2 separate regions of the Mus musculus genome follow, and region 1 is linked to region 2. The links are chromatin contacts, found by Hi-C or POLR2A ChIA-PET in ENCODE. All regions are on one chromosome and are shown on one strand. The core of a region is the stretch at or near the end of the contact, and the rest is flanking DNA. Distances in the headings are between cores, read along the strand shown.

What was found. Hi-C counts contacts between places; a loop is a spot of excess contacts on that map. ChIA-PET counts read pairs that join two places held with the same protein, here RNA polymerase II (POLR2A).
Region 1: a map of heart shows a loop between it and region 2 (4-fold over the local background). The contact joins the promoter of Stk38 here to the promoter of Mapk14 in region 2. A Hi-C loop is called at or near these places in 1 of 37 maps with a recorded cell type or tissue (heart). POLR2A ChIA-PET finds 5 or more read pairs at or near these places in 1 of 5 experiments (Patski).

The regions. Positions count from the first base shown.
Region 1 is chr17:29,006,453-29,010,721 of GRCm38, reverse strand. It overlaps Stk38 (serine/threonine kinase 38), which reads left to right and starts at 2,727. Exons shown (of 14, transcript NM_134115.3): 1 at 2,727-3,011.
Region 2 is chr17:28,689,650-28,694,219 of GRCm38, reverse strand. It overlaps Mapk14 (mitogen-activated protein kinase 14), which reads right to left and starts at 2,878. Exons shown (of 12, transcript NM_011951.3): 1 at 2,365-2,878. The coding sequence starts at 2,480. It overlaps Slc26a8 (solute carrier family 26, member 8), which reads left to right and starts at 4,233. Exons shown (of 20, transcript NM_001290320.1): 1 at 4,233-4,503.

The DNA of each region.
Region 1 (4,269 bases), core at 1,478-3,977, 320 kb before region 2:
TTTAATTTGTGCCTATGTGTGTGTGTGTGTGTGCATATGTGTGGTAGGGTATATGTATGTGAGTGTAGGTGCCTCTGTGTGTGTGTGTATGTGTGCTTGTGTGTGGTAGGGTAATGTATGTGAGTGTAGGTGCCTGTGGAGGATCTGCGAAAGTTCGAGGCATTTATGAGATCTCCAGCATGAATGTTGGGAACCTGCACAGAGCAATGTATACTCTTAAACACTCATCTCTCTCTCTAGCCCTGTTTTGCACCTCCACACGCAACCCCACTAATTTTTAATTTATGTGTGTAGGTGTGTTGTGCCTGTGTATTACATACGTGCAGTGCAAGAGGAGGCCAGAGGACAACATTGGATTGGAGAGTTTTGGTGTCTTTGAAACCCAATGATGTTATGTTTATATGTTTTTGTCTTAATCCCAGGTGTGGCGTATATGGGGTTGCTTCAGATTGTCCGCAGCCGCTGACTATGTTTGTTTCCTGCTCTAGGAGGGGCGTGATTTTTATTTTAATCAGATTCAGATCGTTTATTAGTATGGCCTTCTAAGGGCTCTTGAGAAAGTGTAAATGCAAGACCCTTGAGAGGGCCTGGAGTGGCTGAGGATCCCCTGCTCCTGGTTTCTCTTCCTCTTCTTCCTCCCCCAACCCTGCTTCTCCTGCTATTGCTGGATTGAAGCTATTCTGACAACTAAGATTAGACTTGCCCCCAAGGAACTGAATGCCCTTGAGCAGTCTAAAGAGGTCTATGTCCCCTTTCCCCTCTAAGTTTCATTCTGTCCTATTTAGTGTTGGACAATTGGAAGGGCAGTAGATATATAAGAACCCTATAAAGTAGCCAAAAAAAACACATCTACATCAGATTTCCTGAGGCTGGAGTTACAAATGGTTGGGAGCCATCATGTGGGTGCTAGGAACTGAACTTGTGTCTTCTGTAAGAGCACTCACTGTGTGGTTTTTTGTTTGTTTGTTTTTTTTTTTTTTTTTTTTTGGTTTTTTGAGACAGGGTTTCTCTGTGAAGCCCTGGCTTTCCTGGATCTCACTCTGTAGACCAGGCTGGCCTCAAACTCAGAAATCTGCCTGTCTCTGCCTCCCAAGTGCTGGGATTACAGGTGTTTACCACCACTGCCCGACTCTCTGTATGTTCTTAACTGCTGAGCCCTCTACCCAGCCCCTATAGTCTTAGGGGGCTATTTGTATGCACACAGTGAAAGCACCAGGCCAACGCACACCAGTGCCTGAGAAGCACCAGGCCATTGCACATCAAGCCCCATTCTGGATCTGTGTTGGAAAAAGTACTCAGAGTCAGCTGATGAGCGTTGCCCTGTGGGGAAGAGGAAAGGGGGAAGTAGCAGCAGGCACCACTACCCCTGCTTGGGAATTTATTTTCAAATGAGAGACATGATGTAACCCACATCAGGACTTGAGAGGCTAAGGCAGGAGGATTTCGAGAGTTCAAGGTTTACCCTCAGCAACACGTTGTTTGTGTTACCCTGAGACCCTGAGCTACATAAGACTGTCTCAAAAAAATTTTAAGAGGCAAAAAAAAAAAAAAAAAAAAGTAAAAAAAGTATTAGCAAGATAATGAATTCAATAATTACAATGCAATTAAAAACAAAATCAGCCGGGCGGTGGTGGCGCACGCCTTTAATCCCAGCACTCGGGAGGCAGAGGCAGGCGGATTTCTGAGTTCGAGGCCAGCCTGGTCTACAAAGTGAGCTCCAGGACAGCCAGGGCTATACAGAGAAACCCTGTCTCGAAAAACCAAAAAAAAAAAAAAAAACCAAAAAAAAAAAACCAAACCAAAATCAAAGCGGGGGTGGTGGTGGTGGTGGTGGTGGTGGTGGCGGTGGCACACACCTGCTGTAATCCCAGCACTTGGGAGGCAGAGGCAGGTGGATTTCTGAGTTCGAGGCCAGCCTGGTCTACAAAGTGAGTTCCAGGACGGCCAGGGCTACACAGAGAAACCCTGCCTCGAAAAACAAAAAACAAAACAAAAAAACATAAAAGAAAAGGGAAAATCAGAACACTTACTAGGGGCGGCTTGGGAAGTGACTAACAGGAGGGAGCTCTCTTCTCGCTTGCTCCCAGAGGACTCCTTTCTAGGGAGCCATTCATCGTTTTTTCAGGACTTTAAAACTTTCTAATCGAGGGCACTGGGCTCAGTTCTCTGGAAATCAATGAGAGGCTTTAAGTTGTGCACAATGGAGAGGTGTTAGGTGTGAGAGATCACCTGATCCCAAACAAAGGCACGTTAATCCTTTACAATAACGAAAAATAGGAAGGGCCACGGGTTCCAACAGACTTATGGCCACAATGATCTGAAGTCAAGGAGGATGGGGTAAAACTCAGATTAAATTTCAGAGAACTAAAGACATCATCCAGCGAGTGCACGCCAAATGCTAAATCCCCGTCACGGTAGTTGATTGCATTGGTTTAGTTGATAGAGAGCCAATGTTAATTTCCGGGTGCAGAGCCCGGTGCCTTATGTAAGACCTTGAGGGAAGCTGGGTGGGTGTTGGCTTTTACGGAACTTCCAGGTTTTCGTTTTGTAACTTCTGGCGAGTCTATAATTATTTCAAAAGAAAAAGTAACATAACAAAGGCCAGCTAGTCCAGCCCATCACAAAGCCACCAGGGAGCCCGCCCCGCTCTGCACTCGTAGGGCCTCCTCGGCTAGGCGCAGTCGGGTGAGGGGTGAAATGTGGGCGGGGCGCCGCCGCGCACGCGCAGTCCCGCTGCCCGGCGAGCGCCGCTGGCGGGGGGCGCATGCGCAGTCTCAGCCGCGGCGGCCCCTCTCCACAGTCTGAGGGGGTACCGGGGGAGCCTTGGCCCCTCCGCGCCGCCGTCTTTTCCGGCAGTTGGGGTTCTTCCTTTTGTCCTGTCCTGTCGCGGATCGGCAGCTGCGCTCATTCGGAGTCCCCGGCGTGTCGCGGTCGCTCTGGAGCCGCCCGCACGTCGCGTCTGCGCCGTCTCTGTAGCCGTCGGCCCCGCGCCTCCCTCCCCCCTGGGTCTGGTGAGTGTCTCCCGGCCGTCGCCTCAGGCTTGCCGCCTCGTCCGGCCGTCCCACAGCTCCTGTGCACTCCAGGGCTCCTGTCAGCGTTCTCTCTGTGGTCCCCAGAGCCCCCTTGTCCGTCCCTCTCTTTCTACGCCTCTGTCCTCAACCGGGACAGGCAGCCGCTCCCTCCTTTCCTAGTCGCCAGCTTTGTGTGTCTGCTGCCACCGGCTCGTCCCCTCTGACCTCGGTCAGTACCACTCTGCACCTTAGGATGAGAGAACCAGAGGGTGTCTGCACTTCGAGAGCTCCCCCCACCCCGGGGTAGGTGTGGGACCTTGGAGGCTGTCCCCCTAGTCCGCGATCAGGGGGTACCGGGCTTCCCCTCACCTTAAGATCCCCGCCCGTGGACTGCAGACTGTTAAAATTCGAGAAAAGGGACCGAGCTGGAGGACAGGGAAAAGTGGCAGAAGAGTCGGAGGAAAAGTGTGTCAGAAAGCGCATAACGGCTGCTGCCAGCGGCGCCCTGCAAAGGACCCAGAGACATAGGGGAATCTTGCTCTTTTTCAAGATGAATAGGAAGGTCAGCGGCGTGAAGTAGCTTCACTGCTTCCTCTTCCTTCAGCTCACCTTGGCTGTGAAGTAGCCAGTACATACGGTTTCCCTAAACAAAAAAAACAAAACAAAACAAAACAAAAAAAAACAAACCACATCGCTGCAAGAATAGCTCCCTGCCCCACCCCACCCAAACATCAGATAGCAGCTTCCTCCTAACCCGATGGCTCTGTCCTCAGACTCTGGACAGCACACCAGTGTACACACACACCCACTTCAACATCAGGCATGTTCTCCACTCCCGGGAGTGGACTTCACAAATGGAGCATTTTGTCTGAGATGGGGTCTGAATGTGTACCTATGCCTGGCCTGGAATTTGCTTTGTAGACTAAGGTGGCCTAGAACTCACGGAGATCCTCCTGTCTCTGCCTCCTAAAGGAATATGCCTCCACAGACCAGCCCACTTGTGACTTGTGACTTTACTTTTCTTTCTTCCTTCCTTTCTTCCTTCCTTCCTTCCTTCCTTCCTTTCTTCCTTTTTTTTTTTTTAAAGATTTCTTTATTTATTTTATGTATATGAGTACACTGTAGCAGTACAGATGGTTGTGAGCCTTCATGTGGTTGCTGGGAATTGAATTTAGGACCTCTGCTCGCTCTGGTTGGCCCTTTTTTTTTCCTTAATGTATTTTTTTTTTTTTTCTTTTTTTCCGGAGCTGAGAACCGA
Region 2 (4,570 bases), core at 1,629-4,128:
GCTCATCTCAAAAAACAAACAAAAAAGTATTTTTCAGTCACACCTAAAAAGCTAATTGAAAACACAATTTCAAATAACTTGAGAGAAGTTAACACTTGCAAATCTAACTGAAGGTGACATTTGCTGGGTCACACACAATTTCAGCTATCTTTTCCTCATCAATAGGCTACATAGTAAATCTCTACGCTAGAAACTACACCTCTCTGGAATGTCAGGCAAGGAACTAAACAGTGGTTGTCTCTGGAAGACCAGCATGCAGGGCTGAGAGCAGAAACAGGATTTTTGCTGCATACCTTTTGGGCCCTTATTTCAAGCAACCTGCTTTGTGTGGTGCACTGCTGCTGGGGCTGGAATGCAGGGCCTCCCACAGGCAAGGCCAGGGCTGTCCCACTGCGTTCCATCACTGGGCCAGCACTACCTATGTTTAAGAAGCTGTTTGGTAGAAGTCTATTTAATTGTGAGGTTGTGCTCAATTATATTACACAGAAAACAGCAGCACTAGAGGAAGTGGAGTTGGTTTCACTGTGGCACTTCACTGTGAAGCTGGCTCTTCTGCCAGGACAGTGGTGTCCACAGGAAACCTTGCAAATTCACCATCCCAGAAGCCCCTGAGCTTCACTCCCTGAGCATTCAAATGGAAACAAACGCCTGGTACTGTACCAATTAGGAACGAAGAATGGAGATACTTAAGGAGCTGGTAACTATTAGAGAAACAATGATGCAACAGATCAATCACAAATACATGAGAGATATTATTGACATTTCCTTTAAAGTGTAAACTGCCATTCTGTAGACTCGTGAGAAAGATGTCCAAGTTGGTATCATCTGCAACATAGCTTAAGCAGCTTGAGCCAGCAAATGCAATGTGATCTGTTGCTGGACACAATTGCACAATCTCAATTACCCAGAAGATTCTACCAAACAGGAAATTCACGATATGACTTTAAGTAACACAGGACTCATACTTAAAGGTTAGCACATCCAGAAGCCTGGAATTTGTTCCAAAACAAAAACCATTTCCCAGACTCCTTCGGAAACCATGAATGCATGTAAGTCACTAAAACACAGGAAGGGCTCATCTACTGAATCTATCAGATTACTATCAGATAGGGAGCTCTAAAAGATATAGTAAAAGATACTGCGTGAATCCTTCAAAGTTCCTTAGAACATTTCTGGAGTGGAAGTTTTATGGTAGAAATTTAATCTGAAACCTGCTCCCAGGGCCATGCATGGTAGCAAAAGCCTTTATTCTCAGAGCTGGCAGACAAAATTTGTTGAGTTCCAGGCAAGACAGGGAGAGCCATAGTGGAACTAAAATAGGCCCCCCCCCACTCCTACCCCCCTCCCCCACCCGGTGTTAAGGAAAGCTAAAAAGCATCGTTTCCTATGTTCCAGGATCTCCCGAAAACCACCACGTACCTCGGTACTTACAAGCTGATAAAACTCCGCAAATCTTCTAAGGGACTTAAAAAAAAGAAAAGCACCCCCATGAATTACTTCAATTAAAAGCTATCTACACCTCCAGCTCTAGTCCTACCTTCTTGATCTTGAGGGGCGCCCCTCTGCTCGGTATGGAAAACTGTTTTGTCAAACAATACTGAAATGAGCAGTGGTATGTGACTAAGCGGCGAGCTGGAGCGTCCTTGCAAGGCGCTGCCACCCTCCCTCCCCGAAAAGGAAATACGCTTTCAACCGAATCGGAAACACACCACGCAAGCTGGCACCGTGGTCCCCGAGATAAAGTCGGTATTTTAAGCTCTTCGGGGTGCTGCTAATTCAAGTGCGAATCCCAAAGGAACGTTTCCTGAGACAGGATTTTTCGATGGAGGCTTGCAAAAATGGGAAAAGGGGGAGAAAAAAGGAAAAAAAAAAAAATTCCGGGAAAGGAGCGCTTTCTCTTGCAAGTTTCGTTCAGGTGACCGCAGTCCCCGGGTCAGGCTTTGCCCTACAGCTCCTCGCTGGAGCTCCGCCCAGCTCGTCTGCTCCCCGGGGCAGGGCTCCCGCGTCCCGAGTGGCGGTACCCGGAGGCAGGGTCCTGAGGCCGCGCTGCAGCAGAGGACCCCCGGGAGGGCCAGTCTTGGGAGCAGGGAGAGCGCAGGGTAGAGAAGCATCCCACCGCGTCCGCAGCTGACCCGCTCCCGCACACGGCTCGCCCCCGACCTGCGTATGCAGGGCGAGGGGTGCAGGACACGTCCCGCTCCAGCTGCCCCCTGCACCCCCAGACACGCCCGGAGGAGAATTCCTGCCGCTGGGCGCATCGCTGAGCTGTGGGGACAGGCCTGGCCCTCAGGCATGCAGGGCCACCCTGCTTGCTCCACCGCGTCCCCCCACCCCACCCCTAACCCGAGGCCCGGCGACACTCACCACACCGAGCCATAGGCGCCCGAGCCCACCGGGGACAGGTTCTGGTATCGTTCGGGCACCTCCCAGATGGTCTTGTTCAGCTCCTGCCGGTAGAACGTGGGCCTCTCCTGCGACATCTTCCAGCGGCAGCAGCGGGGCGAGGAGGTGGCCGAGCGGGGGCTCCTGCCTGCAGCCGCACGCTCTCCTCTGCGCCCGCCCGCGGCAGACCGGACCCCGCGCCCGCCACCCGCGCAGGTGTGGAGGCTGCGACCCGCCGCCCCTGTCAGCCGCGGCGGCTCCTACGAGCGTCGGCAAGGTGCCGGAGCCGGCTGCACGGCTCGAGGCTGCTCCCGCCGCGGTCCTCCTGCAGCCGCTCCCCGGGGAGGGAGCGCACGCCGACGCCGCAAGACACCCGCTCGCGCTTCAGCGCCCCGCTTGGGCTCCAGTGGCGGCGATCCCACAGGCAGCGGCCGGGAGCCTCTCGCGGAACTCTCGCGAGAACAGCTCCAAGGAGGCCCCGCTCTGAATCCAGATCTTACCCAATATGGAACCTGCCCACGGGGCGGGGGGTCGCGAGAAGAGCGCGCAGGGCCGGCAGATCTCGCGAGAAGAGGGACGCGGCTTGGGGAGCCGAGGCAGGAACTCTCGGGGACTGGGCTCCCCGGGGCGCCAAGGGTGGAGGCCGCAGCGCGGGGCGCGCGCGCCTCTCTGTGGTCGCACGGGCGAATGCCTGGCGCCATGGCGGAAAGCCGCTGTGACAGCGTCGGGGAAGAGAGCCAAATGATCTTTGAACTCCGAGCAACCTGCTCACTAGAGTCGTCAATTTCCAAGAACAACTTGAAAGAACAGACAGGCCCTGTCCAGAAAGCTGTCGCATTCCGGTCTGCTCAAGGACAAGTGGCTCACCTCGGGATGCTGGTGAAACCTGCCCCCTAGGCAAATATTAGTCTTGCCTCAAAGCCCAGGCTCTCCCTCCAGGCGCTCCTACATGTTTTCAGGCAGAAGTGGCAGAAGGAGGTTCCAGGGACCCACAGGGAGTTCCAATGCACGAGGTCAGAGGTAGACATCATGAATGGCCACTTCCAGGCTGGGGACCAGCATTTGCAAGGCCCTGGGTTCAATACCCACTACTGGAAGGGGAAGGTACACACACACACTGCAAGTAGGTCATTCCATTTCAGGAAGGTCTTCTCATTTATTTATTTATATTTACACCACCTGCAATTCCGGCATTTGGAAAGACCAGAAAACCCTTCATATACATGCATACATATATATCTATTTACACAGCCTGTAATTCCAGCATTTAGAAAGACCAGGAGACCCTTTCATACTATTTATTTATATGTACAGAACCTGTAATTCCAGCATTTGAAAAGACCAAGAGACCTTTCTCTTATTTATTTATTTATACACAACCTGTAATTCCAGCATTTGGAAAGACCAGGGGACCCTTCTTATTTATTTATTTGTTTATTTATTTATTTGTTTATTTGTATTTACAAATCCTGTAATTCTAGCATTTGGAAAAACCAGGAGACCAAGCCTCTGCTGTGTAGTGATGAGACCGTATGTGCAACACCCCAAAAACCATCACTCGGGTTTGAGACCGACTCTTGCCCTTTAGAGCCATCCAAAGTTTAGAAATTTAAAAGAAAATTGGGGGGTGGGTATTAAAGACTTAATTCATGCCTCTGAGAGTATGGAGAACTACTAGGGCGAGCATTCTGACCGCATCTCATTTAGGTAAGTCTGTTGAGCTTTCTTAGGCCCTGGTTCTAGTCTCTACAAGATCAATGCGACCCTGCATTCCCACCTAGTGGAATCTTCCGTAGAAGCCGAGAAAGCTAATAAAAGTGAATGGGGAAAGTTAGACCCGTAAGAACCCACATCCACCCATGCCTACACCGAGCAGGAGAAAGGGGAAATCTTATTCTCGTGGCTATTTCTAGAAGATCCGGGTATGTGGAGGGCAGCAGGGACCCCTTCTCCTCGGCCCAGATGCCATCCTCGCCCGTCACCCGCACAGCCGGAACGCCCGCGGGTTCTGCAGCAACGGCTCCGGAACTGCCGGCCTCCGCGTCCGCAGCGCTGCCGCCAGCCAGGCTGGAGCCGAGTCTGTCCCCAGCGTCTGCGCTCCTGCGGGCCACCGGAAACCAGGTGAGCCTGGGTCGGGAGCGGTCCGGAGCTCTGGCTGCCGCCTGGGAGCTGACAGCCCGCTCGCGTC